Regions from separate parts of the Mus musculus genome. Here regions 1, 2, 4, 5, 6 and 7 are each linked to region 3. The links are chromatin loops, found by intact Hi-C in ENCODE. Cell type or tissue: left cerebral cortex. All regions are shown on one strand. Each heading gives the region's core, and the rest is flanking DNA. Links, peaks and the distances in the headings are about the cores only.

What was found. Hi-C counts contacts between places; a loop is a spot of excess contacts. Peaks named below come from ENCODE experiments on the same cell type or tissue, not always from the same donor. Only the 100,000 strongest peaks of a DNase experiment are listed, where the experiment ranks them.
Region 1: it touches region 3 in a loop (2.2-fold over the local background); 9 of 42 quality-filtered maps call a loop at or near these places.
Region 2: a loop joins it to region 3, with 2.7 times the contacts of the local background. A loop is called at or near these places in 6 of 42 quality-filtered maps.
Region 4: it touches region 3 in a loop (17-fold over the local background); 6 of 42 quality-filtered maps call a loop at or near these places.
Region 5: a loop joins it to region 3, with 5 times the contacts of the local background. A loop is called at or near these places in 8 of 42 quality-filtered maps.
Region 6: a loop joins it to region 3, with 4 times the contacts of the local background. A loop is called at or near these places in 20 of 42 quality-filtered maps.
Region 7: a loop joins it to region 3, with 2.9 times the contacts of the local background. A loop is called at or near these places in 5 of 42 quality-filtered maps.

Annotation. Positions count from the first base shown.
Region 1 is chr1:60,654,313-60,658,703 of GRCm38, forward strand. No RefSeq gene overlaps it. Among named protein-coding and RNA genes, the nearest start is that of Gm38388, 57 kb to the left of the region's middle. In left cerebral cortex, for the core only: no CTCF peak of the experiment used is centred there; DNase peaks (open chromatin) are centred at 1,817 and 2,107.
Region 2 is chr1:60,952,360-60,956,750 of GRCm38, forward strand. No RefSeq gene overlaps it. Among named protein-coding and RNA genes, the nearest start is that of Icos, 23 kb to the right of the region's middle. In left cerebral cortex, for the core only: a CTCF peak has its summit at 2,716 (motif pointing left); DNase peaks (open chromatin) are centred at 885 and 2,663.
Region 3 is chr1:60,563,705-60,568,095 of GRCm38, forward strand. Raph1 (Ras association (RalGDS/AF-6) and pleckstrin homology domains 1) reads right to left here and starts at 3,061. Exons shown (of 14, transcript NM_001045513.3): 1 at 2,861-3,061. In left cerebral cortex, for the core only: CTCF peaks have their summits at 1,722 and 3,191; DNase peaks (open chromatin) are centred at 1,735, 1,998, 2,469, 3,125 and 2 more places; H3K4me3 peaks cover 3,497 bases; H3K27ac peaks cover 2,203 bases.
Region 4 is chr1:60,406,036-60,410,426 of GRCm38, forward strand. Abi2 (abl-interactor 2) reads left to right here and starts at 3,584. Exons shown (of 12, transcript NM_001198570.1): 1 at 3,584-3,884. The coding sequence starts at 3,768. In left cerebral cortex, for the core only: no CTCF peak of the experiment used is centred there; DNase peaks (open chromatin) are centred at 1,395, 2,110, 3,566 and 4,128; H3K4me3 peaks cover 1,497 bases; H3K27ac peaks cover 2,618 bases.
Region 5 is chr1:60,843,070-60,847,460 of GRCm38, forward strand. No RefSeq gene overlaps it. Among named protein-coding and RNA genes, the nearest start is that of Gm38137, 19 kb to the right of the region's middle. In left cerebral cortex, for the core only: no CTCF peak of the experiment used is centred there; DNase peaks (open chromatin) are centred at 2,466, 2,802 and 4,052; H3K27ac peaks cover 2,540 bases.
Region 6 is chr1:60,859,036-60,863,426 of GRCm38, forward strand. It overlaps a transcript of Gm38137 not described here. Among named protein-coding and RNA genes, the nearest start is that of Gm38137, 2.6 kb to the right of the region's middle. In left cerebral cortex, for the core only: a CTCF peak has its summit at 1,787 (motif pointing left); DNase peaks (open chromatin) are centred at 1,696, 2,141, 2,536 and 4,165; H3K4me3 peaks cover 885 bases; H3K27ac peaks cover 1,936 bases.
Region 7 is chr1:60,821,234-60,825,624 of GRCm38, forward strand. No RefSeq gene overlaps it. Among named protein-coding and RNA genes, the nearest start is that of Gm38137, 40 kb to the right of the region's middle. In left cerebral cortex, for the core only: a CTCF peak has its summit at 1,902; DNase peaks (open chromatin) are centred at 1,995, 3,170 and 3,385; H3K27ac peaks cover 694 bases.

The sequences.
Region 1 (4,391 bases), core at 183-4,182, 91 kb after region 3:
TATATTGATGATATGTAGCAATTTACTTCTAGAAAAAAAATCTCATCATGGAAGAAATGTACTTAAGACATAGGATGCCTGTCCTAAGGGAGGTGAAACATTCATCAGTAGGGATCTCTGACGTTTGGGACAAGAACAACTCAAAAGCCCCAGAAAGTTCCTGAAACTGATCAGATTAACTAGGTCCCTCCTTCTCTAAGCATATATGAGCAGTAAGACTGCTAAGAGATATTTTCAGGTATATGACTATAATAGCCAAGAGAGATCAGCCAAGAAGCAGAGACCAGCCAAACTACCTGAAAAAGTCAGACGCTGACTGAGCTGCCTGGAAGTTGTGCAGAAACGTACAGTTCCCAGCTTTTGTGAGTTGTCACTTGTGCTGGCATGGGCTTTTGATGGTGCAGCTATCTTTGAGTCATTTCTGCTCCTGTAAATAATTCCTTACCCAAACTTCTGAAAGTAAGCCTAACAAAACCTATTGGTTCAAGTTGAATTGATGATATCTGTACTTTGGTCCATTGTCCATTCCATATTTGCGATGAGTTTGTTTACATCTCTCCAGAATTAGGGTCACACAACACTTGAGAAGGGTAATTAGTAATAACAAACTTGGAAATCTCTTCTGTAAATGAATGCCCCAAGTTAGACTAGTTGCCATAAGCTATTACTTCAAGAGAGTCACTTTTCCTGACGTCTCAAATGAACAACTCATTGCTGAGCTGGAGAAGGGTATCAGATAGGAGATTAATGTTTCTACCATAATAAATTACATTCTATGCTTGTGATCTTTTCCTATGGAATGCTAGTTCAAGAATTCCAAGCATATGGAGGTTTTTAGATTTGAATATCAGAGAGTTAAAGAAATAACTTTATTTCTTTATTGGCATGATTTTGTTTTGATGGAGACTACATCACTGAGTTCAGCTGAGTTGAAGTAAACATTGTTAGCCACGGAGAAAGACAGGGAGGTGACAGGCAGGAAAGAAGGGAGCTGGGGAGCTGGGATAAGTACGTATTAACATTCCAGAGATGGCTGCTTATTTCCCAGAATAGAGATTGGGGATTTAAAAGCACAGAGAAGATAAGAATTGGACCTCATCAACCCCACCATGTTCTCACTCTTTCCATGTATACTGTGGGTCTGTTTTGATAACCAGGCATATCTTTTATGACCCAGCCTCCTCCCCCAATTATTTGTCCTACTGAAGGAGCTGGACTTGACTGTGAGATGGGCTCTGAGCATTCCAAGAATATCCACAAGAATAATGAACACTCAAGAAGTCTTCATCTTGAGCAAGAGTTCAAGAAAAGTTTATACTGATTTACCAACTGGCCTTCACATAGAGTTTCAGCACCCTTTTATTTGAAGTATTAACTTGCTTGACCCCTAGTTTGTACATGAAACCAGCTGAGGAAGAAGGGAGCAACATGGAAAACAGCTTTAAAAAACCTGATTTTGAACCATTCCTGGCATGCTAAAGCATTTAATGCTTTAAAACTTGGCAATTAGTGACAAGGGTGGTTTGAAATAGAGATGACCAGCTGGCTAATTGCGTGTTGCCAACATTCCCCTCCAGCTACTTACAGGATGAGTCCTGTTTATGTCAAAGGCTGACTCTCTCCTCTCTCCTCTATCATGGCCAAGAACTGGAATGCTATGTCCTTTACTTACCGTGTCCTGGTGGAGCACAGAGCAACAAAGGCCTGATAAGCTGGGCTGGGCAGGTGGTACTGGAGAGAAAGCTGTGAAGTTTCAGTACAGGAAATCTGGGGGCAGGATGAAGTTTCTGGCTTACTACTCTCCAAAGCTGAAGGCCAGTGGTGCAGGACCAAGACTGGGCTTTCAGCAGGAAGACAGAAACCAGTTATTGCAAACGCATCTGCCTTTAACTCTAGGGAGTCTTGTGGGTCAACTGAGGGTTGAGGTAATCGGAAATGATGGTTGTGATGGAGGTGGTCTCTTCTCATTGGGCAGCAAACAAACCATTGGAAGAAACAGTAGGGGGTTACTTTAAACAGCAGCACTTGGTGGAGCTTTGCAGATACTAGAAGGGAGAATGAGAGTTATGTGGGATGGTATGCTAGAGATGCCCTAGTTTCCAATTCATTCAGGATTCCATCAAAGAGGGAAATTCCAGAGGAAACTGTAGACACAAATGCCTCCATGCAGGGACGATGACTACACAATGTAAATCTGAGAGATAGAGTGGAAAGTGTATCAGACTGCAGAGCACGGATACAGTATAAGGGCATTTAAATAGCAGTTTTTAAAAAGGTAAAAACACTGGGCTGACCAAACAGAGAGGATTTGTGCCTGCTTTTTCTACTGAGTCAACAAGACTGAAAGCTAGAATTTTAGGGTTATATTTTTCTGTTTAAAGTGGCTTATGAATCCTTTATATATGTCAGGAAGCCCCTGTTAATTTTTTCTGCCACAATAAAAGAATGTAAGGGTCTTCCCATCCCTGCCCCACCCCTGTGTGTATAACTATACAGATGTGCTTGCACTTGAGCTTGTGGGGGGCCAGAGGTCAGTGGTGCCTTTTTTCAGTAGTTGTCCACTTAATTTATTTATTCTTGTGTGGGGGATGGACTCTTACTGACCTGGAGCTTGCAAAGTAGGGAATCTGCCTGTCTCTGCTTGGGCTTACAAACACAGGGCTTCTGAGGATCAAACTCAGGTCCTCATGTTTTCAAGGCAAGCACTTTAGCAACAGAGCGATCTCCCCAGCTATCCCCTATCCCTTTTTCTATTACTATGGAAGCAAGGACGCCCTCTCGGAAGGAAGATGTTCATCTTTGAAGGTTATCAGGGGGCCTGCCCTTTACTTCCATGATGGATAGCTAGAGTAAACACTCATGGTTCCCTTTCAACCTCAGGGGTTATCAGTGCACCACATGGAGGTCTCTTGAGGTCAAGGATTCTGAACTCCCTGTTGCCTCTTCCTCAAATCCCAGTGGCACCAAAGAGGAAGCAAACTGACCGACACAGAGTTTTAAGTCAGTTCTGTGAACAGGGCTGGAAGCTTTTGTTGACCAGAAAGAGAGATTAGCTTGTTGCATTGTATAAATAAATTTAAAAAATTTCTCTCAGTGAGGGTGTCCCCATGGGGAAAGCAGGGTGGTTAGGGCTTACAGTTTTTAGCCAAAATTGCTACTGCTTTTTTAAATCTTCTAGAGTCTTATTTTTGCGAACTCCCACTTAAGACTTCTCCCTAGACTCCTCAATAGGATTATTATTTTAAAATAGCTTCAATGCACATGTGTATTACTGAGCATGCCTGAGACTAAACATTGCGGGAGATCTGTGCTCCCAGCCTTAGCTCAACCTGGCAACCACTGCTGAGCTTCTCAGAAGCTGTGGTCAGGCTGGGTTTTCTGGGTCAGTCTTCCCTCTGGGCGGACCTCAGGCTTCTGGATCCTTTGCCATAGTGAGATATAAACAACTATGCTCCAGTATGCCAGAGCAAAAGTAACGTAGCAGATAATTACCTGCACTTCCTGTGTGTGGCACAGAGCCTGTATGGCAGTGGGTTAGAGACACGCATCTGGCCGGTGATATAAGGGGCGTGGGTCTAACTGGATGAGAAGGTTGGGAAAGCAGACTAGAGCAGAAGGCACTCTGCAAGCTAAATTCAAGGATGGGACTTGCGAATCTTTTTGGAGATATGGAGCCATCGAAGCTTTTGAGCAAGGAGTTGAATGTGTAGGAAGATCTTTTTAGAGAGATTGACTGTAAGGTAGCTCTTAATTGGAAGGGTTTTCAGTTACACATTGATAAAGAAACCCAGAATTAAACTGTCCATAGAGATTTGGGATGGGGAGTTCTGATGAGGAATGGCCAACATTAACCATGTGTTCTCTAGGTGCCAGGCCCAGTGTCAGTGCTTTATATCAATCAATATTTGCAATAACACATCAAGGTGGGTGTTATTAAATACCAACTTCTTTCAGACAAGGAGATTAAGGCACAAGGCGGTAAAGAAACTGCTCAGTTATCCCAGGTTAGGATGTTGCACCAGGAGACCTAGAAACAGGATGGGGACTAGTTCCTTTCCTCATTGCTCTGACAGAATTTCTGACAGAAACAGCTGAAGACAGAAAGGATTTATTCAGGGTCATAGGGAGACAGTTCATATGGCGGAGAAAATCTGGGAGCAGGGCTGCATGGTGGTGACTACACTGTCTCGGCAGTCTGGGAACAGAGAAAACTTTGGTCATAACTGTGGCTGAGTCATAACTTATTAGCCCCACCCCTATAGCTAGACGCTACATTTGCCAGCTGGGCCCCATGTCCAAAAGGTTCTACAATCTCCCTAGGCAGTGCCACTCAACTGTTGAAACAGTCAGACTATAACACAGGAAGGAAGGAAGTACAGTCAGACTATAAC
Region 2 (4,391 bases), core at 226-4,225, 390 kb after region 3:
GAGCAAAGTTGTTGTAGAAAAGAACCAGATGGCAGTTAGAAGGATTTGAAGTTGCATTCGGTCTTCAGGTTTTAAGGTCTCTCAAAAACAGAGAGGTTAGGATGTGGGAAGCTTGGGTCCTTCATGTTTTTACCAATCAAAATAGGCAGAGTTAGGTTAATCTGGATAATGTATTTGTTGAGTAAGAAGAAAGAACCAAGACATTGGAGCAGCTGCTGTCCTTGACAGTGCTTAAGCCCCTGTGAATGCCAGTTCAGGTGTGTCTACATTTCAGCCTCTGAAAGGACCTGGTGGCCTCTCAAGACTCATTCCAGCCGTTTGATTATAGAGTGTTTTGAAGACGCATTAAAACATTTCATCGGGTTTTTACATTATGGTGTATGCTCTTGCAGTCTCTAAGTTCTTTAAGTAAAGTCTACAAATCAGCAATGACCCGTGGCTTTAAAAATGCTCTTCTGCCAATAAAAAGATGACAGGAAAAAAAAAAAAAACCCACACCATGATTTGAACTTGTTTTATTTTAAAATACTACATTTTAACATCTGTCCTGTGTGCCAAATGCTTTCAAATAGTTGTTAATTAATTAACTCTTTTAATAAACTCTTTTCAGGGTAGTTTTAGGTTCATAGGAAAATGGAGTTGAATGCATAAAGTGTCCCTGCACGCTTCAAGTCCCCATGGCCACACAGCCTGCCACACCCTGCTCTAGAGCTTTCTGTTTGCTATAGCTGAGGAGTTTACGCTCACAAGCTACCGTTTTCTAAAGCCCACAGCTTACAGCAGAGGCGGCTGCCCTTGGTCTCTTGGTGGTGTATGTCGTCGTTGGGTTTGGACGCACAGCTTCACTCCTGGACCTACTTGATTTGCAGTGTCTTACTGACTTCAGCAATTTCACTATCTTGTTCACAACAAGAAAGCTGGCAGACAGGCTTCAGGAAAGAAAGCCAGTGAGGGCTCTGGAGTGCTGGAGTGGGACTGTTTTCACATCAGAACCTCAGCAGGGTTTCTGCTGCTCAAAATAGCATTCTATTTGGCTGTTTTTTAGAGAGAGGGAAAGGGAGAGGAGAGGAGAGGAGAGGAGAGAGAGAGAGAGAGAGAGAGACAGAGAGAGAGAGAGAGAGAGAGAGAGAGACAGAGAGAGACAGAGAGAGACAGAGAGACAGACAGAGACAGAGACAGAGAGACAGAGAGAGATGAAGGGGGAGAGGGAGGGGGAAGAGGGAGAGGGAGAGGGAGAGGGAGAGGAAGAGGAAGAGGGAATCATAATTTTTTTTTTTTTGTTAGTGAAAGGAAAGAAACCCACAGAGGTTAATCATTTTGTACACTGTTGCTCAGTTCGCCTGGCTCCCGCCTCTCCTTCTTTCCACTGGACTGCCTTACTCAGGATTTCTTCACTGAACAGTTGACTCTAAAGGAAATATTCATGTAGAGTGGTACAAATCATAGCCAGTCTCTGGGAAAGTCTTCTTGGTTCTCATGAAGGAAATTGCGACTTGTTTGCACAGAGCACCTACCTTGCGGATGTCATCCAATACTGTTGCTCGATTAAATTCACCCACAGACCGCTAGAGTGTGGAGGCCCTTAGAAAGGACTGTCTAGACCAGGGATTCCTCACTGGGGCTGCCTAAGATCATCAGGGAACACAGATATTCACATTATAATTCATAAGAGTAAATTCATAAGAGTAACAAAGTTATGAAGTAGGGATGAAATACGTTTATGGTTGGGGCCCACCACAGTATGAGGGTTGTAGGTTGAGAACCATTGCTCCAGACTAAAAGTTCCTAAACGATGAAAGTTTTAGAATTTTCTTCATAGGAAGTGTTCTACAATCTCTATCAGTAAGAAGTGTATCAAATGGGAGTTTTTCTCATGGGTGGTGGGGCTGGAGATGGAATCCAATGCAATCTGTTTCCCCCGGGATATAACTTCCTCAGTTACAGCTCCTGGCTCCTCTCTCAGAGCCTGGCCTTTGACTCTCATCTAACTCCCGAGGACATTTGAGACTTGCCTTTAATGTCTTTAGTAAATTATTAAGAAAAAATATGTTGATGGTGAATATTTGGTAACTTGCCATGCTGAAACTCTTTTTTTACTTTGCCTTAATGTATGTAAATGAAAATAACTTGCCTCTGGAATTTTGAAGGCATATCTTGCCAGTGTGATTTTATTTATTTATTTACTTATTTATCTATTTATTTTTGTGGGAAACATGTTTTTTTTTCTCTCCCTTTTAAAAAGTGTGTGTGTTTTCTTTGTGTATACGCGTCTTGTGTTTGCCCACCATATGCTTGCAGAGACCATAAGAAATCCCAGACTCCCTAGTGATGTAGTGACTAGCAGCTCACAGCTGCCTGAAGGCAACGAACCAAACTGAGGTTCTCTGGAAGAGCAGTGCATGCTCTTAATCGCTGAGCCATCTATCCAGTCTCCCCTTTCTTGTAGAAATTAATTTAAAAAAAAACCTCTATATGTTTCAATCTTTGCTTTTACTGCTTGTCATTATTTGCATTTTAAATAGACACGTGCATGTGTATCTATGCACATGAGTCATGCAGTTCCACTCCCCTCAACACTGGCATGCTAGTGAGCTACAGAGTCCTTTTCAGATCCCATTTCATGTACATAGTTCTGCACAGAAGGGGCTCTGCTTTCACAAAGCCATCACTACCATCAATACCTACCCTGTCCCTATAGGAGAGTGCCCCCTGCTGTTAGCCCTCATTAATACAGTTTTTTTCCATTTTAAATTGTTTCATTAACTGAAATTTTACCAGTTATTTCCTCATTAGTTTAATAATTATTTTTTCTTTAACACATAAAGAAAAAATTTCTGATTTGGAAGCAACATTTTAAGAGCTTAGAAGCTGTCATTTGATTCTTAGCAGAGTGTGCAAAGAATTGCATAAGTCTTTAGATTCACTAGAGGCGTGAGGTAATAGAATATGCATCAAACTTGTAAGGGCAGATACAGATAGGCATGTGCAGAGAGTCACTCTCTGTGTGGGAAGCCCTGAGTAGGACCCCAAGGGAGGCAATTTCAAAGCTTGTTAGGTACAAATATAACTCCAGACAACCAACCCAACATTTCAGAAAGCAAAGTTGGAAGACGGACAGCTCTTGTGCTTCAGACATATTTACGATAATCAAAACAGCATGCTTTGGCAAAACAACAGACAAAAAGATGAACAAAGCAGAAGAGAGATGAAGACACACAACTATAAAGCCAGGCAAAGATGATGTATGAGAAAAACTGAGCCGACCTTGATTGTGGGGATGGCTGTCCAGCTACAATAGCAAAGGCCCGAGAGCAAACAAGAGTCTGGATTTGATGTGGTTCAAGAGATCTCGGAAGGAGAGTGAGGAGAGAAACTACAGAATTATGTGCAGAAAATGCACCTGATAAAGGACTGTTGCCCAAAGTATAACAACAGCCGCTGCCCTCAAAATTCAACAATGAGAAAATATACGACCCAAATAAAAGTTTGGTAAAACCCCTGAGCTAATATTTCACACAGGAGAAACACAAATGGCAGGGCAGCTGCTCAGTATCATGCCACTGAGGAACTGCTCCTAAAAATGGATGCTCGGCCCGTTCAACGTCGAATTCAATGTTCAAAATACAGATTACCCTCAACACCTAGTGCTGGCAAAGATTTGAAACGACAGGGAATGACAGTCATTGCCAGCAGCATTTTAAAACGGTTATTGTCTTGTTGGAATTGAGTTAACTCAACATTGTCTTATTACGTAAGCCACACAGTCATAGTCTTTATTATATACAGCCTCATGAATCAAAAATTCATGTCTCCACAAAGATCCACATACCAATATTTATAGCAGCTTTATTCATAATAGACAGAACTCAAGAGAGAAAAATATCCTCTCATGGGAGGACAGACAATAACAACTATGGTAGATCCAGACACAGGGCCAAAAAGAGAGTGGATGGATGGCCCAGTGGTTAAAGCACTCGCCATGCAAGCACGAGAGTTTAGACTCCCCAAGCTTGTGTAAACGCTGGTGGGAGTGGTGGCCTGCCTGCAACTCCAGCCTCAAAGGCAGAGACTGGGGATCCCCTAAGCAAGCTGTCGGGGAGACTCTCCTATCTGCCGGCTCTAGGTTTGATGGAGAGACCCTGACTCAAAGAAGGTGGTTGAAGACTGACGAAGGAAATTTTTCCATATCAATCTTGGGCCTCTACATACATAGGTACATATATGCACATGCAGCCTTACCTGTGTGTACTCACACACAGGCAATCATCTACTCTCACATGCATTTAAATGTGCCCATGTATATAAAGAAGAAAAAAAAAGAAATGAGATATAAAGCCATCAAAACAAAAAAATGGAGGGATATTAAAAGCATTAAATAAATACAAAGTAAA
Region 3 (4,391 bases), core at 96-4,095:
TGATTTCAATGTAATGCTCCTGACTTCAAGCATACAAGTCAGACTTTGGTTTTGTGCTAAGTATAAAACCCAGGCCCTTATGTGTTTGGTAACTGCTCTCCCACTGAGTTGTATCTCCAAACGTTTTTATGACATTTAGGTCAAATGTCTGTAGAACCTTAAAAGCCCTTCATCAAAATTAAATTACTCCCTTTGTTTTGTTTTGAGGCAAAATCTCATTATGTAGGCCACCCTCAAACTCAGTATCCTCCCATCTCAGCCTCCCTCTCAAATACAGGCTCTTGTTAATACACTAAGATCCTTAAAATCCTTAAGGTCAGTAAGAAATAACAAATGAAAACCAGTAACTCCAAACTTCCTATTTAATAGGTAATGAAACTAAGAATTCAAAATAATTAGCCTGAGGTTACATATCTTACTCCATTAATATCACTTTTCCTAAAGAAATAAGAGTTTGGGATTAATATCAATATTGACATTCAATGATTTCCAAGCCAAAGTCAATAAGCAAATGTGTATCGCAGAATCTATTATCCTTGTTTCTAGTCCACTAACATTTATTTACTTATTTATTTGGAGAGAGCCAAAACTCAACAAAAAACAAAAAAATAACACAATTATCCTCAAAGATAACAGTTAAAAAGATCTAGCCAGAAAACAAAGTGTTAAAAATTGTGAAGTCATTATCCAAAGATGCTTACCTCTCCACTACTGTCAGCCAGACACTAAATTAATAATCTCAGTGAGAGAGACCTGAGTCAAGAGTCTGTGTGGAATACTAAATAGAGCTAATATTCATCACAAAGAAACAGCTACACATTGCTCTTTACTAAAATCAAACACAAGTGAGCAGCAATCCCATACCACAAAATGTCTGGTGAAAAACCAATCACTTACAAACCTTTGTAGACATTTTGTACTTACTTCAACTGAGCTATCTGTAACTGGTGTCTGGAACAAACTCAACAAAGGGTTTTAAAAAGTGTCCTTATTTTGCCACCTCTCTAGGATTCTACTTAGAGAATTCTCTCTAGGATTTTACTTAGAGAATTTGGATTTTACTTTTATTTTTTATGTGGTTTGATTTGTATTTTATTTTTTACGTGGTTTGATGGTTTTTCAGATGGGCTCTCATTGTGTAATCCAGGCTGACCTGGACTTCACGTCAATCTTCCTGCCTCAGCCTCCCCAGTGCAGACTACAGGAAAGATCCACCCACCATGTCCGGCTCATGCGAAGGGATAATTACCACCTAACATGTGAAATGTCTTCTTCTCCCAGTCTATACTGTTAAAATCTTGCCCGTCCTGTTGAAATTCAAATATATGATGCACATGTATGAAAAGATCATGATGAGACCCAGTATTATGTATAATTAATACATAACAATAAAACGTTGTTTTAAAAATGAAGTATTATTCAACCTTTTAAAAGGCTCCACTTTATACTGGCAGCTTACAGATCCCCCCCCCCCCCCCCCACTGACCTCTCAATGTAGAATCAACCTTTTCTTTGCTGTCTTATGCTACACATGCCTCAACAACTCACTGTTGCCAACATTCACTTCTGACCCTCCCTCTCAGGAGACACTCCGCCCTCAGCAGGAGGAAAAGGAATTTAACACGTACTGAGCATCTCAGAGACAAGCAAGGGGCTACCAATTTTGCATACATTTTCTTATTCAATCTTCTTGACAACAGGCTAGAAAGGAAAACAGGTGGAGTACTGCTGCTTACCGGCAGGGAACTACTGCATAGTTATCGGCTTGCTTGTCCACTATCACGTTGCTAGCCTATTCTAGCGCATGGAATGTGACTTTACTCTGTTCTAACGCACTGTTTCCACCACTCAAGTGTTGTAGAAGTGTCTCCCACTATACCTGAGGAGGTTTCTGTGACTGTGTGCTCACTTCAATATTCTTACGAACACAATACCACCGTTTAATAATCGAATGATGCCTCAGCCCTAGCCCGCTACCTTTACAGTTCCTTTAGGGAGGACTTTACCTACTTGGGCGGCTCTCCACTTCTCCATGAGAAATGCTGCAGGCAGCGTCCACCCAAACTGTTCTTCCCATAAAATGTATGAAATGCAACACACAGGAAACATGCAACTCATACCATTTCCCAAAGCTCCTATTTCACTCTGATACATAAGGATCAAGTAGTTTCCAGTTCACACAGGGGGGCCAGCCTAAGACAACCCCTGAATAGGAAAAGGGTATCTTTCAGGTGTCTTAAAACGAAGGCAACCTAACCAACACTATTAGGCAGCCTTCCCTCTTTCTGCCGTCCTCCACTGAATTGCAGTTTGGATTTCCGGCGGGAATGTACGCGGAAAGATGAGATGGAGCTAAAAAGCACTAGAGCAATTACTTTGCCGGCTTAATTAGAAGACACAGAAGGCGCCCCGCCTTTCTAAATCTCTGCAGTGAACTCATCTATGAAAGCAGGCAGGGCATGGAAGCTAGAACAATCCCGCACCCAGCCATCGGTTTCTGCGGCTACCGGGAGCCAGTCCCTTTCCACCCGCGGTCCCCGGCCACCGGCGCCCTAGTGCGGAGTATCAGCCCTGCCGCACCTCCCCAGGCGGCCCCAGGTCTCATTGTCTGCACGGTGCAGCCCCGAGGGGCGCGGGGTGCAACCCAGGCCCCGCCGACCCCCTACCCACCGCAGGCCGCCTGGCGGGGCTCAGCCCAACGCTGAGAGCCTGACCGGCAAGGACCGCGCCCCGGGCTGCAGCCGTCCGCACTCGCTCGGAGGGCCACGCCGGGCGCCGGGCAAATGGAGACGGCAGCGCCTCCCGGGCACCCAGACCTCTCCTTTCCCGGACCTCGAGGGCCAGGTGGCGGAGCACTCACCGTGGCAGCCCCTCGGCCCTCCCGGAGCCCTGCGCTAGGCAGCAGCTGCTCGCGCCTCCAGTCGCCGCCGCCGCCGCCTCTCCAGGGGCGACGCTCCTCTCCCGAACGCTGAGAGCGCCCGCAGCTCCCGCGGCGCGCGCTCGGCGACTGACTGACCGACCCACAGAGCGGGCGTCGGCGGGGACTGGGCGGGGCGGCCGCAGAGCCCCGCGGCGCGGATCACAGAGCCCGCGCGTCCTGCCCCGGCACACTGGGCGGGGCTGAGGGCCGCGCGGCCCAAGGGCGGACCGACTTGCGCCTGACCGCGCGCTCCCCGCCGCGGCCACCGCTCACTTCCGGCGCAGGCGGCCGCGCGCCTCTCCTGCTCCCCGGCACGCGCGCACGCGCGCGCCCCTCCCGGCCTGGACAGCCGCACCCCCCACCCCCACCCAACCGGCCGCCCCTCAGGCGCCGGGCCGCACCCAGCCGCGGCCGTCCTCCGCGCCCTGCCTTTCCAGCGCGCGTCCGTGTGAGTCGCCTCCAGGAACCAATGAATCAGAGAATGAATGAGCGGAGAGGAAAATCCCGCCGCGGTCCCGCCCGCCGTGGCCCTTCCCGTGAAGCCTGCCCAATCACTCGGGTCCCAGGGTCTTGGGAGACTGAGGGCGGACGAGCAGACCTGTCCGGGCTGGGAGCCTTTGCCTGCCGCATGTGTCGTCTCCAGAACCAACCCTGGGCTTCCTCAGGCACTCGCCTACTATTGTTGAAATCTGGGAGCACTGCCCTAGGAAATCCCATTTTAGCTTAAACTCTGCAGTTTCGTGCAGTGTAAGGAAAGCTTTCAGGGATCAGACATTATTCCATTCATCTTTACCTTTTTCACGTCAGAGCCTGTTCATCTGTGTCCCTGGTTTCTGTTCTCCCTTATTGAATTTGTTCTCAGCAAGGGTGTTGGCGAACTTTCCTGAGCCCTGAGCTGTATTCCCTGAGTACTACACTTAAAATACTGGGTTTGATTCCAAGCTCCAAATTACTCAAATGCTGCTTATCTTAATGCAGTTTTGACTTAGGCAGACTTAGATTTCTTTCGATTTACGTCCTTATTATGACCTTCATGTAAAGTTGATCAAAGGAAAGGAAAAGTAGTATTAAATTACCTTTGCTTGGCTATGTACTTTGTTAGCATTGAAGAAATTGAGCTATGGTCTGGAATTGGCTGCATTGAACGTCCAGCATTCTTTTTTTTCTATGTCTTCTTGTCTGTTCTTTAACTGTTTCTGTATCTTGAATTTTCACCAAAAAAATAAAAGGAAAAAAAAAAAACCCATAAATAACCTATTTCCGAAATTCTGGCGATCTTTCTAAGAATGAGTATTCACTCCTCTAGTGTAGGATCAAATCCCAGTTTGACTAATTGCATTCTACTTCCTGATATTCTTGAAGAGTTCCAAGTAGTTTCAGTCTTTTAGTAGTCTTTTCCAAACTGCTGCACAATCTGTTTCAAACTGGTATTTAGAACTGTCCAATACAATTATTGTCTGTTTCACACTTG
Region 4 (4,391 bases), core at 215-4,214, 160 kb before region 3:
GCCACACCCTACAAGCAAGTGTTCAAATATTTGAACCTATGAGGGTCACTCCTAGTCAAACCACCACACTCTGTAAACACGCAAAGGCTCTTTTGTTGAATGGGTCTAGCCTTCCCTCCTCTTATAAGAGGTTACATAATGTGTGATCAGTAGGCATTACTAGTGTCTACACTCGAAGGATGGCATTTATAGAGCTAAAATATTGGAAGTTTGACAACATGGCATAACGGAAAAGAAAAACATTTTTAAAAGGTCAAACCAATATGTAAGTCCTAAGTCCACAATCTCTAAATATATTTTTGTGTTCCCTTGGTTTTTCTGTCTATAAATGGAAACTATAAAGCCACCTTGGCAATATTAATGGGAATTGACTCTTGTGAAATACTAACTGAAATCTGACATAGAGTACTTGATTATTTTTAATATTACTATTACTTATCCTTTTTTGTAAGATATTTCTGTGAAGGTGGAAATGATATTATGAACAAGGTTTTCTGAAAAGGACTGTACCTTTCATTGAAACTCCTGCAAGATTGGATAAGAATGTCAGTGACGTGGAGGGACCTGAATGTTACACATCCAGAGATAGATTGTTCTCGGGAATTTTGTTTGTTTGCTTGTTTTCAAAACAGGTTTCACAGTGTAGCCCTGGCTGTCATGGAACTATCTCTGTAGACCAGGCTGGCCTCCAACTCACAGAGATCCATCTGCCTTTGCCTCCAGAACACTGGGATTGAAGGTATACACCATCACTGTCCAGCTAACATTATTTTATTTAAAGTTTTCTTGCCCCAGAGGCTTGCTTTTATTCAAATGGAGTTCACATTAAATAAGTACTTTTATCTTGTTACTTTTTGATGGCTTAAATGGATTTGTCTTACCATAACAGTTTATCTGAAAAACTTTAAAACTCAATAGATTTCAATTATGCTCATCAGCTTAAAGAAGTATGGGCAATTAGTGATAGTTTTCAAGAGGTACACAATATGGTCCTGGACCTTAATTCATAGTTTTTTGTGCTTGTTTTCTTTCTTTTTAGAAAATCCTTCTTAGTGGCAACAAAAATGTATGCCTACATCCTTGGGCCCTCAGACTTCCGAGTTTTAAAGACAGCATGAAAATAGCCAAGTTCTCTACCACTGAGCTACAATCCTAGTTCTGATTCCTTAAAGAGCCAAAGAAGCTGTCCCAAATTAGAGAGAGCATTCCAGTTTTCCCTTGGCGATTTGGTGAATCCTCTCTCAGGAAATTTGTTTTGCTAGGCAGCATTTGAAAGAATGCTAGTCAGGAAAAAGTATAGCAGGGAAGGATCCTGTCTGCTTTCAAGGTATCTAGTAGATTTGAAGGGAACCTTGAATAGAAGCTGCATCTGGTGGTGAAAGAAAAGTGGAAGAAATCTATATTTGTAGAGACGGGCTGGCTGGCTGATTAGAATTCCTGCACTGTGGAAACGCTGGGATAGTGCAGGTCCGGAGGCTAATTCTCTTATCATGGGCTAAGTCCTGGCTTTCCGGAGAGACATTCCTTGCAAACAACTCTCCCCTGCCATGTTGGAACTAACATCTTGTGACAACAGATAAAAAGAGACCTTTTAACATTTATTAACTCAGCAGGCAACTAGCTTCAACCAATCTAAAAGATGAGCTTGTTGAAAGGCCCCTCTGATTTTGATGTATCTGCTTCTCTGATGTACCCACCAGTGTATTTTAAAATTGCTTCCATTTACAACTTTTATTCTGTAAAACTACAAAAACATGATGAAACTCTTTCCACGCTGGAACATGGAATTTGAGGTAGCCTAAAGTCTGTGTTTCCTGGCCAAAGTCACTCAAATGGCTCCAGAATAAACCCTCCCCTATTTCCTTTAAGATGAAAACTACAATTTTTACATTAACAAACTTTTAAAAACATTTTCTTGTTTATGTGTGTGTTTCTATCTGAGTGTATGGCACATGAGTGCAGGTACCAGTGAATGACAAGTCAGGGTGTTGTATCTCCTGCAGTGATTGTGAACAGCATGACACGGATGTTGGGAGCCAAACTCTGATCCGCTGGAAGAACAGTGTGTGCTCTCACGGCTGAACCATCTCTCCAGACCCATCAACACAGTTTTTTGATTTACTGGTTTGTATAAGAGTCTGATCTGATGTTTGTTTTCTTCACCTGTTTGTACCTCATTTCCTGAAACAAGTGCATGTGTCTATACATAACTATCCCCCTCCACACACTTTAGGCTTCTCTTCTTTTTCCACACATAGTTAAACTCAGCTACAAACCCCAGCTCTCCCTTTTGTTTTTAACAAGCTTCTCACACTTAGAACATTCACACTAAGACAGGTGTTTAAAGTGCTGAACAATAGATCCAGGTGGACCACATCATCATTTAAAAATACTGTTTTAGGCTCTGCGGCAAAAGCTCACGCATATTGGTAATGTATTTATCATAAAGCCAACGTAACAACACAGGGTTTACTCCACAAATATGTGAGCGAGTGCATTTGATTTTTTTCTAGGAATGTATAATCGTTCCCTCATCATCTGAAATTTGATCACAGGAGGCCAAGTGACAGCAAGAGCAATAAAAGTTGAAACCACAAATCCTAAACTCTAAACCCCTCTAAGATGGTGGGTGCCCTTTGGGTTTCCACAGAACTAACAAAGATTGTGGTCTTGATATCACAGAAGGTGTCAGTTTTATTTATTTTTTTCAAGTTTCACGGTGTGGGCCAATCATATTTATGAAAAAAGATTAGATATCTGGATAACAAGACCAGGATGAACGTCCTTGAATTTGTAGTACTTAATCTGAAAAAAACGCACGTTTGTCATTGTTCGTTTAATCTTATTCATGCTACAACCATGTGAATAAATAAAATAGTACCAGCAAAACCACCATCGAAATTTTAAAAAAAGTGAAGTGAGGAGGAGGCCCAGGCTGGGCAACCACAGCATGTGGCTGTAATTCCAGTCAGCCCGGTCTATACAGGAGACCATGCCAAGAAGAAAGAGAGGACAGGACAGGGGACGGAAGGGAGTGAATGAATGAATGAATGAATGAACGAACGAATAGGTTTGGGACTAGGTAACTGCAATTTGTAAAGAAGCCGATGAGGTTCAAGGTGGTATTTAGAGCTGCCTGGAAGTTCAGTGGCTCTGCCTGTTCGGATGAGGTGTTATCTTTCACAGAGCTTGTGAAGACACTGTGTCCTCTCCCTAGGCGAGCTTCCTCAGGCAGATGACCTCCGCAGGGTTCCGGCCCCGGGTGAAGTGCAGAGGTGAAGATGGGGGGCGGCGGCGTGAAGCAGCAGGGAGCAGAGGTGCATTCCCGCCCGGCTAACAAAGGCTGCTGAGGACTCCCAGACCCAGGAAGGCCGCGCGGGGCCGAAGGGTTAACCCAGAGCCCCGCTCCCGCGCGCATCCCGGCCCCCGCCCTCCCGTCGCTAGGAGACGCCGGAAGTGGGGGAGGGGCGGCGCGGGTGGGAATCTTTTTCGGGCGCTGGGGGCGGGTGGAGGGGAGCGCGCGTGCGCGCGCCCGTCGCCGCGGTGACCGTCCTCGCGGCCCGTCGGCTCGCGCCCCGCCTCCATTCCCCTCCGCCCCCTCCCTCGTCGCGCGCCGTAGGGTGTGTGTGGGGGGGTAGCCGCTCGCTCCTCCCGATTCCCGCCGCGTCCGCCGCTGCTCCTCCTCTCCCGGGCGTCGCGGCCGCTGCCTCTGCGGGCTGTATGAGGAGGAGTAGGAGGAGGAGGAGGAGGAAGAGAAGGATGTGAAGATGGCGGAGCTGCAGATGCTGCTGGAAGAGGAAATCCCGGGGGGCCGCCGGGCTCTCTTCGACAGCTACACGAATCTGGAGCGGGTGGCCGACTACTGCGAGAATAACTACATCCAGGTGCGATGCGACGCGGCCCCTCGCGCGGCTCGGCGCGGCAGGACGCGGGCTGTGAGGGGCGCGCGGGGCGATGGCGAGCGGGGGAGGCCGCGCGGTGCTCGGTCCAGGGAGCCGCGCCGGGGTAGGGACAGGGCGAGGGCGGCGGCTGCAGGGAGCGAGGGTCGCCACCAGGCCCCAGCAGCCCCGTGCGAGTGACCGGTGCGGTGCCGTGCGGTGCGTGGCGTCCCGCCCCCTCGCCTCTGCCCCGTCGCCCCCGCAGTCCTCTCCTGTCAGTGTTCCGGATGGCGGGGGAGGTGGCGAGTGGCGTTTTCTGTCTAACGGGATCTTGCTCGATGGCAGGCTTGTGTGACAGAGGGATAGGTTACCCCCTGCCCAAATTCCGAGGGACCCCCTTTTTATTAAGGGGTCCTTTTTCTGCAAAGTGAAATGCCTCACTTCTCCATTCCTGCGAATGTACCCTGAAGACAAAACAAAAATTCTTAACCCTTAAGTTTAAACATTTTTAAA
Region 5 (4,391 bases), core at 207-4,206, 280 kb after region 3:
CTGTTGAGTGAATTTCTATTAGCACATATCAATTATATGTAGTAATGGGTTTCGTTATGAAAATTTCATGCATGTATATTGTGTATTTAGTCATATTTACCCCCTATAATAACCTTTTCTTGTCCCTCACTCATTCCACTAATCCTCTTCACCTTTCCACCCAACCCCTCCCCCATTGTCATATCTGCTTCTCATTGTGTTGATAGCATCAGGCATTCCAGAAGAGTTTGAGAAAGGGGAAAAGAAAAAGAACTGATAGACTATTTGAAAAAAAGAGGGACTAAAGACTCTCCAAAGTCGATGGGAAATGTAAGCCTGCATATCCAAGAAGCTTAAAAAAACAAAACAAAACAAAACAAACAAAAAAAAAACCACAAAAAAACTCTAAGCAGAATAAACTGATATATATTGACTTCAAATACATAAAGCCATAAAGCATATTCAAAAACAAATAGGTTCTTGAAAGCAAGATGATCTCTTGTGTACTGTCCAGAAGCATCACTTGTTAATAAAAAGCTGATTGGTCAATGAGCTGAGGCAGGAAATGGGAGGTGGGAGTTCTGGTAGGGAGAGAGGAACTCTGGGATACAATCAGGCATAGGAAGGGATTAGCCTTGAACTCTGAGGAGACAGATGCTTGAAACCGAGAAGAGGAAACCAGCCATGTGGCACTCATAGAATATGATAAATGGATTTATTAAGTTACGAGCTAGTCAGGGAACAAGTCCAAGCTTATGGCCTAGGCATTTATTCAAATATAATTAGGTCTTGGAGTCGTTATTTTGGTAACTGGAGCACAGTAGAAAAGCCCATGGTTACAGCATTAAAAACAACTCACATACAAGGGAAGCTCATAACGGCACCATCCATAATAGAAACAAATGTTTATGGATGGATACATGGATTTCTAAACTGTGGCATAGCCGTACAAAACCATATTGCTTATTCATAAAAAACAACAGAGCTCTGGTAGATGTTACAACATAGGTGAACCTTGGAAACACACTTAATAAAAGAGATCCAGTCACAAAAGACCAAATATTATATGATTTTGTTTCTACAAAATGTGAATAGCTGAATCCACAGAGACAGAAAGACCAGTGGTTGCCCAAGGTGGGTATCTGAAAGAAGGGAAACTGACAAAGGATACCAACCAACTAACCATCCAACCAACCAACCAACAAACAAACAAACAGCAGCTCTCTGAATAAGCAGTAATGACCAGTGTTCAATACTGAAAGTACAGTAAAAGCACTCCGTTAAGTACTTTTAAACAGTAAGATCTGTGAATGTGTAGTTTACCCAATAAAGCTTTTATTTAGAAATAATGAAGCAATCCACTTGGCAGATGCTTCAGGTGAGATACTGAAGAGGGGTTTGAGTTACCATAAAACTGCCCATCATGGCTGAAATTGAAGTGGTGTGCAGGGAGGGGGGTGAGACATTTAGTCCTAAAGAAATAGTTTAAGTAGCATGTAGGTGGCCAAAAAAGGTATCGGTTGGGCCTTCTCTTTGGAATCTTAGAGATTTTAGCTTTGTCCTGTTACATTATTCACTTAACCCTATTCAAATCTCCCTGCAACATTCCTCACCAACCCACCACCTGCCAAAATGTTCTGGATTATTGAATGAAAGACAGACAGACAGACAGACAGAGTCTTCTATTTTAACATGCCTTAAACAATATAATGGCAGAGCCACTCTCAAATTTCATCTAGTAGCCAAGGCCTACACTCTGATACTCCTGAATTATTGCTTACTAAAATTATTCAATCTTTGCTACCCAGATCCACTCTGTCTTCCGAAGCTCTTACATGGCTGGCACCCTTCTTCCATGGCTCTCAAACCCTGGCATGATGATTCCAAATCCTTTTCCTAGTTTCCTTGTCCAGAAAATCTAGTCTCATCTCTATCTCCCTGCCCAGCAACTTTATTTACAAATTAGAATCAGTTGGGGCAAGGACCCTTAGCAGCTAACACTCGGGATTCTCATGTAATTTGGGAACCCATAAGGCAAGCATTAAATCAAATCCACAACATTGTCCTCCAACCCAAGAAAGCAGAAAGGAAATGCCAATGAACGAGTGAGGTGTAGTTTATAGTTTACCTGGAACCCCTCATCATTATTTAAAAGAATAAAACCCTAAATTTTGCATTAAAATTCTAAACTCTAACCATTAGAAATCCTTGGCATATGTTTTGTTTCTTTGTAACACATCTGAAAACAGACAGCAACCTGACCTGTGTGCTCAGGGCATAGTTGAGCCCGTGCTTTGGGGATCATCTTCTTTGATAAATTCTGAGCCTTAGTAAATGTAATACTGACTTTAGAAGCCATTAAAATACTAACCCTAGCTCTCTCTGCTTCTCTAAATTTTCTTACTTGACTGCTGTTAAAGTATGATGTGGTGTGGGCTTAGGCGCCTTCACTGCCAAACACCACCCAAGCAATTGTCTTGTGGGCGTGTCCCAGCTGGAGAAACATACTCGCCTTAGAAAACTCAGCAGCTCACTAGTTTTTGATGAGACTGTGAAAACCATGGCAAATGACTTACTTGAGGTCTATGAGATACGGGGGGGGGGGGGGGGGGGGGGGGGAGGGGGATTTCAGTGTGGACCTCATCACCTGCATGATTGTGTTCTTAGTTTTATTTTATTTTATTTTATTTTATTTTAAGATATTGAGCTAGAACAGCTCAGATGCTCCAAGGGGAACGGGAGACTATGACTCAGGACCATACCTTGCACTCTCCTGCTTGTGGCTCTGGCAACCTGAATGTGCTGCTCTAGATCATAAAAAGCATCTTGTTCAGAGAGCAGAGTGTGGGTGGTGGGTGGCTCACAGCCACTGTGGGAGCCAGCGGGCAAGGATGGATTAGAGACTACTTTGAGATCTCAGGAAATGGAAACCTAAGGACTCAAGAATTGTTTCTTCTTCAACCAGAGCCACACAGTAGTAAGCATTCAAATAGTTTTAAACATATAGGTCACTGACTTAAGAGTTCTGTGGTCATCTGACATCGTGAAACTACTCAGTTGAAATTGTAGTTCACAGAGAGAGGGATCCAAAGGTGAGGAGCGGGGTGGACACTGAGATATCAGGTCAGAGCAGGAGGTGGGATTCAGAACCTGAAGAACCTCAGGTGCTTTCTAAAAGGAGTTTGGACACCATCTTGTCGACAACAGGACACGCTGCAAGATTTCCAACCCAAGTTCATGGAGGACAGAATTGCTTTTTAAAGGATCACTCGGGTTTGCAGCAATGAGAAGTGGGAAGGATATACAGGATCGGAGACCAGTTAGGGATGGTCATGGCTTGAGTGTAATCATAGCTAATAGTTCCATCCTGGCTTGAGGATTGCGGCTTTAAGGAATTGTCTCTGAGCAGGGGCTCGGGAGGCTCAGTAGTCTGCTCTGTTTGCCTGCTGCCTGTCTGCTTACTAGAAAATATGCCTATGATCAGATTTGGGTCTCAAATTTCAGAGAGACAAGTTTGGATGATGGTTATGAACTTTACAAGAAAAAAAAGAGGCAAGAAAGAGGAATAAAGAATAGAGAATATGTTACCTGAAACAGAAGCATCAAGAGATCACTGCACAAGCCTTTCATCCCAGCATCAGGGAGGCAGAAGCAGGGGGATCGCATTGAGTTCAAGGCCAGCGTGGTCTACAAAAGCTCCAGGACAGCCAGGGCTACACAGAGAAACCCTGTCTTGAATCTTCCACCCACCCCTAGAAAGGATCATTTGCAAACTTGTTTTGTAAGAACTGCTGTAAGATTAGTGCCAGAATTTTCAAGCTGTGTAACTTCTTCAGTGATTATATTTATCTTGAAATACATTGTAAAGAGCTTAGATACTAAATAAACAGTCTCCTAGTGATCTCATGCATATGCATCATGCCAAAGGGGTGAAGGGTGATTGAACCTCATGAAGCAAGCCCGTCAGAAATCTTGTTTGACCTTGTGTCTGGAACAGGAGCCAATCCTAACTTTATATCCTAGAGAACTCTAGATTTTCTGTGAAAAATGCTCACTCTATGGGGGTGGTGGAGGAGATCAGGGCTGGAAGCCAGTTTATCCAATCCCTGTCTGGAGCACGTGGGCAGATGTGAAAGTGGGAGCAATATTCATACCACACATTGGTTTCCTTGTGAACATGTTAATGCAAATTTGCAACCATGGCAACAAAACAGCTTTATTAAAACATAAAGTCTCCATGTTATTGCACTTAACACACAAACGTGCGTGCGTGCGCACACACAGACACACACACACACACACACACACACTCATGTCCCCAAACCCAAACTAAGCAAATGCAAACCCTCTGATTTCTTGCTAATAAGTAAAGTTAGCATTTTTTCTTGTTTACCCATTTCATTAGGAATATT
Region 6 (4,391 bases), core at 182-4,181, 300 kb after region 3:
TTCATTCCTTTTATCGCAGGAATTTGCATTCTGATACACGGACCAAAAAAAAAAAAAAAAAGCATCAAAAAAATGTCCTCGGTTGCTAGACACTTTGATTGTTTCCTGTTTGGGACTATTGTGCATAGGATGCTAGAAATATTAACATATAAGTAAACTTTCTGTTTTAATCTACTTGAGGAATGAGTGCATACTATGGACTGGAGTTACTGGGCCGGGTGGTAATTTTATTTTTAACTCCTGAGTAGCTGCCAAGTGCACTCTACATTTTATGTTTTATCTAGTGTTTACAGGCATGCTTTGATATAACACTGAGGCTCTGGAGTACGCTGCTGTGTTTGGAGCCATCCATGGTCCTCTCAGTTAGTGAAGCTGCTCCCATACTGTCTAGCAGATTCCCTTTGAAGATGCTGGGGTTATTATGATGAAACTGCTCCCATTGTCAACCTGTGAAACATAGATGGGAGGCTAAGCCAGCATCGTATCCCAGCCTTCTCTCAGTAGTGAAATCTGGGCTAATTCTCTTGGAACCTTCCTTGTGTGCTTGTGGGTAACCTGATCACGTGTGCACTGGATTCTTTTGGCCAGTCCGGACTTGTGAAGATCCACAGGAGATTTCAGGCAGGAGCTAAAGCCCAGGCTCACCTTCAAGCCAGCCTGTCACCATTTGGACAGGCAGAGAAGGTAAAGTTAGTTCTTTCTATGTCACACTGCTGGTTCGATAGGTGAAAGCATAGTTGCTAAGGGTGTAATACCTCAGGACAGGTGACTGGAACACAAATCCTAGGACTCGATGTGACTTTTGTCAAAATCATTTAGCTTCTCTGTGCCTTCATTTCCTCACATATAAATTGGGGGTTAATACCAACAATTTACTTCACAAGTGTGTTAGGGCCACACCAAGCTTGTCATGGTGCCCCTGCAATGACGTCCGGGCTCTGTAGACATTCTGTATGTGGAGCAGAGTTGGTAGTGTTGACAGTAGCATGATGCAAGCTCTTGACACTGCACCAGTTAATAATGTGTCATAGCTGTAACTCTGAAGACTAGAGCCAAAGGGCACGTGTGTGGTTCAGTGGCAGAGTGCTTACCTAGCATTTGTGAGTCCCTGGGTTTGAACTCTAGCAGAAAACAGGCACCAAACCTAAACCAAAACAGCAGACTCAAAATAAAGAAGGAGTCATGGATAGACATGGTCAGATGGGTTGAAAAATCCCTGGATTTTACCTTTGGCCTAGCATCACAAGGCTGGAACACACTGAACCCGTGTTGCCTTCTCCCTCACCTACAGATTGCACACTTCTATCTGGTTCTATCAAGCATCTTGTGCTGAGGTAAAGGTCAGGCTTGAAAAACTATTACCACCAGGGCAAACTTAACTGTATAGATAGATCATGGTTTGGTGCTTATGGCTAAATCTGAGCCAAAGCTGAGGGAGACAGTGGACAACATGGAGAAGCTCAAGGACAAGGACATACACAAAGAAGGGGAGGCAGGGTCTTTTGAGGAACACTTAAAGCAGGTACTGTCACTGGAGATGGAGTGGGATGAACTGCAGCTTTGTCTGAGGACTTGGGCACACTCTCATCAACGACAGAAGGGGCTTCTTAATATGGTAAACTACAAGGTCTCTTCTGCGACTATATGGCTGTTGAGAAACAGAAACTGCAGTACCAGTCTGGTGGTTGTAGCAAAGATGGATGGTCCTGAAAATCCCACCCTGACACAGCAAATTTAGATGTGGCTGATTCAATGTGGGTGGGAACTAGACATTTGTGGAGCAGTCAATGACTGCCATCTATTGGTCAGTGTGCTTCATTGCAAATGTAAGAATAGATTGTGAGAACCTATTGTCAATTTTTATCAATTAGCGCTCTCTCTCTCTCTCTCTCTCTCTCTCTCTCTCTCTCTCTCTCTTTATCTCTCCCAGTTGGGCCAACTAAAGCTGTTTCTTACTGCTTTGTAGATGCAACCATTTTTGTGAGTATCAATAGTCATATCTTTGGAATGAAATGGGAGGGGGTGTGCATTGCACAGTGATGTCATTGCACGAGGAGACGCAGATCTTGGATCCCAGTTGTTAATGTGTTTGTAATAGCCAAGAAATTCTTCCCCTGACATTACATGACCCAGGCATCATTGAAAAGCCCAGGGAAGCTTGCAGTTTCCCACGGCTCACTGGAAAGTGGGGTAGAGGCTGGAGGGACCGCTGCTTTCTATTGTTCCGATGATATTTTTAGCATCTGCAGAGGAAGGAAAGGCACCAAACAGAGGGAAATTCAGGGAGCCTTTGAGGGGAGATGAAATGGGTTTTAAGTGAAATGAGAGTCGTAAGGGATGGAGAAGACCATCCACCCTGTATGCTCCATGTCTGCAGTTCAAGAGGGATTCATAGAAATATAAATGGGCAGAGAATAATTGAGAAAATGCTCTGTATTCTTAGCCACCAGGGAAATGCAAAATAAAGTGACACTGAGGTCCATCTCTCTCCTGTCACCAAGGAAACAACAAATGCCGACACGAAGAAAGGGTGGCAGAAGGGAGTCCTTCTTTATGCCTGATGAGACTGGAGAACGGTGCAGTGCCTGTGAAAATCAGTGTGGAGGTTCCCAGAAAGCCACACCTAAGGATACAATTACCATATGCTTTAGCTACACCACTCCAGGCTACACAATTGAGTCTAAGTCAGCATACCACCGGGATCCTTGCACGTCCATGTTTATCTATACCCTATTCTCAATGATCAAGAAGCCAGCTAAGATGTTCATTAATGATAAACATGGTGATATATATGATATGTGATATATGATATATATGATATGCATCATTTATATACAATGAAGTTTTATTCAATCATAGTGAAGAATGTTTGTTTCATTTTCAGGAAGATGTATCGATTGTACATCATGCAAGGGGAAGTGAGCCACTCAGAAGACAAATGCCTTATGGTTTCTCTCATATGGCTAATATATAATATACATTCATATATATGCATGTATATATGACACACAAAAGCAGGGAGAACTTATTTGTGAGTGCAGAAAGGAAAGTGTCAGGGCTGGAGGTAAGGGAAGGCGGTGGAAGGGGAGACTGAGCAAAATACAACGGCTTACCCATGAAAATATCGTAAGGCAGCCTATTATTTTGTACATAAAAATGAGTGAAAGAGAGGTTCATTCAGAAAGGCCACACAGGGCTGAAGGTATAGCTCATCTATTAAAGGTTAAGGCCTATAACCAAATCTTCAAAAAAGGCCACATGTTTGGGATCATATCTGTGTTCCCAATATCCAGTAAGAGGCACCTGGAAGGGCCACAGAGGTAAAGCATCAGTGCAGCGGACACCGTCTGTCTTTGGAGAGTGGGGGCTAAAGGTTACTGACAGCATCTAATTATCAACCTGAGCTAGGGACTGTTTGGGGATGTAGAATATAATGGGTAACCAGCACAGTAATAGGGGTGAGCTGCTGGGCCCTGCTATTATCCCTGAGCAGGTGAAAGCTAGCATTCTTCATGAGCTGTCTTTCCTCCTATTATCCCTGGGTAGGAGAAAGATAGCATTCTTCATGAGCTGTCTTTCCTCCAGCCCTGTAAGTGGTGACCAGAACAGTGCCTGCAGAGAGGCCTCTGTTGGAGCATAAGCCCATAAACCCAGGAAGTGGAGGAGGGGACGCTGTCCATTCACAGAGAAAATCTATTTCCCAGATTGGAGGGGAGGACTGGAAAAATTAATTAGGTCATAGTCTTTGAGAATTGTTTTTAAAACTGAGAATGAGGGACGGGAAAGATATTCCAAGAAATCGGTTGGGCTGCAGCTTAGGGCAAGTTGGAAAGATAAATTCAGGAAAGTTGGGTGTTAGGGCTGGAGCAGAATCTACAAATGGTACGTGAAGAAAGGCCTGGGACTCAGGGTCCGTGCTGTTCCAGGATTGCTCGGCACAGCGGCTGAGCTGTCGAGGGTCATGTGGCTTTGCAGTTAGCGTCAACATGGTCCTGGAAAAATGTTCACAGAGTCTTGCTGATGAATAGTGCCTCACACATCCCTTGTGAGTGCCCGGTCAGCGTTTTTAGAGGTTCGTGAGAGCAGTGCTTCTGGCCATCAGCAGGAAGCACCTGGCTTTGCAAAGCTGGGGCAGAAATAGGAGCTGGAGTTTATATGCCACATGCTGGCTTGGACATTTGTTTGCCGAGTGGTCACGTGCACTCTAGAGTGACCAAGGAAAGAGGAGGAGGATAGATCTTCACAGCTGTACCATGGTAATATGAGTTTCCCGGAGGCTGAGGTTCAGGAGTAAGAAGGCGAAAGGATATGTCCTTGTGCGGGAGGATACTCTCCTCAGTAAGAGCTGCTGAGGGGGCAGGGCTAGAGGGATGGCTTAGCCAGGAAGAGTG
Region 7 (4,391 bases), core at 299-4,298, 260 kb after region 3:
GCAGTTAGGGAGAAGAAAAGACAAAAGAAGCAAGCATTGCAGTGTTTTAGACTATCATCCACCTTAACAGAACGTCTGAAATGGAATACTTTTTTTTAAAAATTGGTTTATTTAGCTCTCAGTTTTGGAGGGTCAAATGCCAAAATTGGGGGGTGCTTTGCTATTGACTTGTGGTGAGAGCCCCTATATCACACCACAGCAGAAGCACATGGAACACAGAGATCCTGTTGCAGGAAACCAGGGTGTTACTTAGGTGTCAGGCTGCTCTTTTGTAACAACTCACAGGAACTACCCAGAATCCTACCAGAATTCTGTAATCTCTTCTGATGTCAGTGTCCTCCCAGTGACCCAATTACTGCAGCCCTACCCCCAGAAGTGCCTTCTAAGAAGCTTCTAACACATGGACATTTGGGGGACCCACTCAATTCATATTCATGCCACACTATTTAGTCTTGTCCTATTAGCATCAGGACACATTTGGAGATTTGTGTTCAGTTCTAGATATTATGTTGTAAGAGTGCCATTGACAAGTTGGCATATGCCCAGACAGGGAAACCCCAGAGCCACATGCACGAGGTCATCATAAGTCCAGAGTCTTTCTCGTTTAGAATAACAAACGATGGCTTCTCACTCAGCTCATGGTCTGATAAGTGACAGGTAGAGATCTAAGTGGCCCCTCATGGATTGGAATGTCTTCCCTTATTTAGCTTCTAACCCCTGCCAGGTTCTTCTTAGAGCTCACCCACTGAATCTTCTACACTAACAGACCAGTGAAAGGGAGCAAAGAGGACATCATGGGACACTATTGTGGGACACATAGAGCCTCATACACCCTTTACCCCCCCCCCCGACTCTTTGTTGTCCAGAAGATCTCAAGTAACCCTAATCTAGTACTCCTGTGTAAAGCCTACAGCTTTCCTGTATGCCCAAGTAGAGGGATGAGAAAGCAGTTAGGTGGCTCAGCCTCAAATAATGATAGGTTTAAAGTCATATGGGAAATAACAGAAGGAGCGAGACAGTCAATCAGGAAAAGTCATAGCTCACCTCGGACATTCGAAAGGGGGCTCATGATTGCTTCCTTAATCATGTGAGCGCCACTGTGTGGAAGAAGGCTTCGACTTATTCTGGGTAGCTTTATGGCAGAGCTAAGAGAACAACTGATATCATTTTGAGACAAATTTCAGTCTATTTAGTGTAAGCAAGAAGTTTGCTGTCTGTAGAGCTGTTCATCTCACAGAAGGTTAATTTGTGAGCACTGGTGAAGGAGGAAGCGCTAACTATGTGCTAATTCTCAAACTCTTAATCTAACGTGGGGTAGTATTTTAAATATTCATGCTTTGCTGTAGAGGAAACTGAGACTTAGAGAGGCCATGCCACTTGCCCCATGGCACACAGATGTTAAAAGGCAGAGAGAGGATGTGAATTCTGCGTCTTCTGACAGCGCACCAAAGCCTCCACCCTTAAACCGGCTGGCATGTTGCTTTCTGGGGCTTCTGTGTTGGGCAGTGTGGAAGAAGGGTCAGTGTGGATATGGAACTGGACGGAGATACAAGTTGTTTTATGACAGGACCGTGTAAAGAAACTTCTGGGAATGTCAAGGGGCCCTACTAAGCAACTAGTGCTTTTGTGCTGGAAGATGCAGAGAAAAGCCAAAGATGGAAACAGCCCAGTCCTAAAATCTGCCCTGTTTGTATGGCTGCTGTCACGTGAACATGGCCAAAGCACACAATACTCTTGAACGTGATGTGATGCCTTTATGAACCCTCCCTCAAAGTGTTTAGGGGTAACAAAATGACCTGTGGTACAATTTCATGTACATGAGCCTTGGCTTCTGCTAGAGCAAACCTTTGTTGAGTCACTGCCCAGGAACGTTGCTAGGTGTTGGTTGGGTGCTCAACGTCTCCCCCTGCAGGGTGTGGAGGGGGAAGCATCTCCCTGAGCTACCTGTAGTAAACCGCTCACACTCAGTTGTAGAGAAGCAGACTCTGGAAGCCAGAGTAATTTTGTCAGGTAACCATGGAGACACTGTGTTACCCTTGAAATCATAGCCTATGAGACTGGATGCTGAAAAACGTTGGGATCTCATCCTGATTTCCCGCTTGGCTCACATTTGTAAAACTAGATGAACAAGCCAAATACCATGGCTTCCATCCGAGTATCTAGATTGATGAAGAGACTCAACTAGACAGAGAATATAGTACAAGTGTCTGAAAGCAGGCATGCTTTTCTCCTGATTCAAGTGGCCATTCGGGAATTACTTCATGCCAAGAATTAAACCCAGCTTGATTATAGCCTGCCTAAGGTGGTTCAGGGGTCACCAGACCACAGCAGCAACAATATGTTATTTAAATGTAAAACAAAACGGAGTTCACCTAAAAAGAGGAGAGAGAGTTAAGTATGCTTAGACCACAAACTTGAACAGACTGCCACATGTTGGCCAGAAAATGGCTTTCTGATTTGTGGTTGTTGAAGCCATGAGAAATGGGGATGCAAGTTTTCAATTCCTGACAACACAAAGCAAATGAGCCCACCAGCAGAGAGACCTCCGCCCCCGAAAGGAAAGGAAACCGGAAATGAATGGAGTGGGTTCTTATATAAAACATAAATATTTGTGAAGGAACCAAAATCTTGACAGGTATAAAAAAGACTCTGAAATGAGGCCTCACATGGCTCTTGGACCAGCTATCCATAAAGGCAGAAGGAATAATTTTAATAAGTAAAACAGTGAAGTTATTTGTGTGACAGGCTCGGATGACAGGGTGCAAAATTCTTTTCCGAGGGCCCAAGTTAACGGTGGGATAGTGGGATAGAAGTGTGCAAAAGCTGTGCCAAAATCTTCAGGCTTCAGAGATCTGCCTTGGCTGTTCTCTAGAAAGGTGGGCTCCTAGGCTTCTCTGGATTTGATAGGTCTTAAAAGGTGCCTAGAAAATATGCGTTTAGTTATCACCCCAACAATATTTACAATGGAGGTGGCTGCAGATGTGATTGTGAGAAACATAGGTGGGTTGACATGTGTGGACTCTGGGCAAGTGATGGACCAAGAGCTGTTCATCCCATAGGGTGACAGCTGGCGGGATCTTGTGGGCTACATGGGGCTGCAGCCCATCTGGAAGGGGAAGTATGGTGAGAATCAGAAACTGGTAGATGTCCTGTATATAGCAACTCATTTAAGTAAACCAGGAGCAACAGGAAGGAAGGGTTTCTCTTTTCAGCATTTTCAGTTAGATGCCTATTTAAAGACTCTGCCACAGTAGTGTTTCTCAACATTCCTAATGCCAAGACTCTAACACAGTTCTTCACGTTGTGGTGACCCCCAACTACAAGATTATTTTCATTGCTACTTCATAACTATAATTTGGCTACTGTTATGAATCATAATGTAAATATTTTTGGAGATAGAGGCTTGCCAAAGGGGTCGCTACCCACAGATTGAGAAATACTAGCTTAGAGCAAAAATGTCTCCCATGCCAGCAGCCAAATTACGTGAGCACCATGTTATGTCCAGAGTCCCAAGAATGTTAAGTGTCTCCTTAAATGGATTCATTTTTTTTTCTTTTGCTCACGGTTATGAAACACCAAGTTTTAAGTCCATGTCCCCATGAAAAGAGTTCATGCTTTGAAGTTCTTTCTAAATCTGAGAAATCTAAACACACCAACAGCCATCATAAACTGACCCTGCTGTCCTGGGGAGGGCACATGGGTGACAGGCAGGGAAGTGTGGGGCAAGATCAGAGACCTCCTTCTGTTTTTCTCATTGCCCTCACCACAGGCTGAGTCCAGTTTTCCAAACAGAAATCAAGCAAACAAACAAGAGTCCCACCTGGCTCTTTGGGTCAAAGAGCAGTTGACTTTGGGGCTAACCATTGTACTTCCCTGTTGGGGTAGGTGGGGATGGGACAAATCCATGACTGTACCTGAATCTAATTCAAGGAACATCGCAGTAAGGATCAGAAGCACGAGCCCCTGAAGGTCTGTGTAGGAGACTTCCAAGTCATGGGTCTTGCTTATTTATCTTTAAAGTTCTTACCATGGCACAGGATATCTATTTTGGGACAATTTTATAGAAAGTAGTAAAAAGATCTATTCTTCTGGATCCAGACCAACAAAAGGCTGGAAAAATGGCAAACAATATACAAGACTTCCTTCCCACCAATTTGGAAAGTTAAAAACCTTATCAGACATTTGTTTTGTCTTCACAACAAGAAACAATTGGACCATTTCCCCTCTTTCCTTATGTGGTTGATTAAACAGCTGCTTTAGGTCAACACTCTTATTTTTGATTATTTGTTGTTTAACGTTTGGCCAGGATAATACTATCAGTTCTAAGTGCTAAGAAGAAGTTCGAATCAACTAAAATATTTTGGTTGTGTTTTACTCAGGAGCCTTTCCTT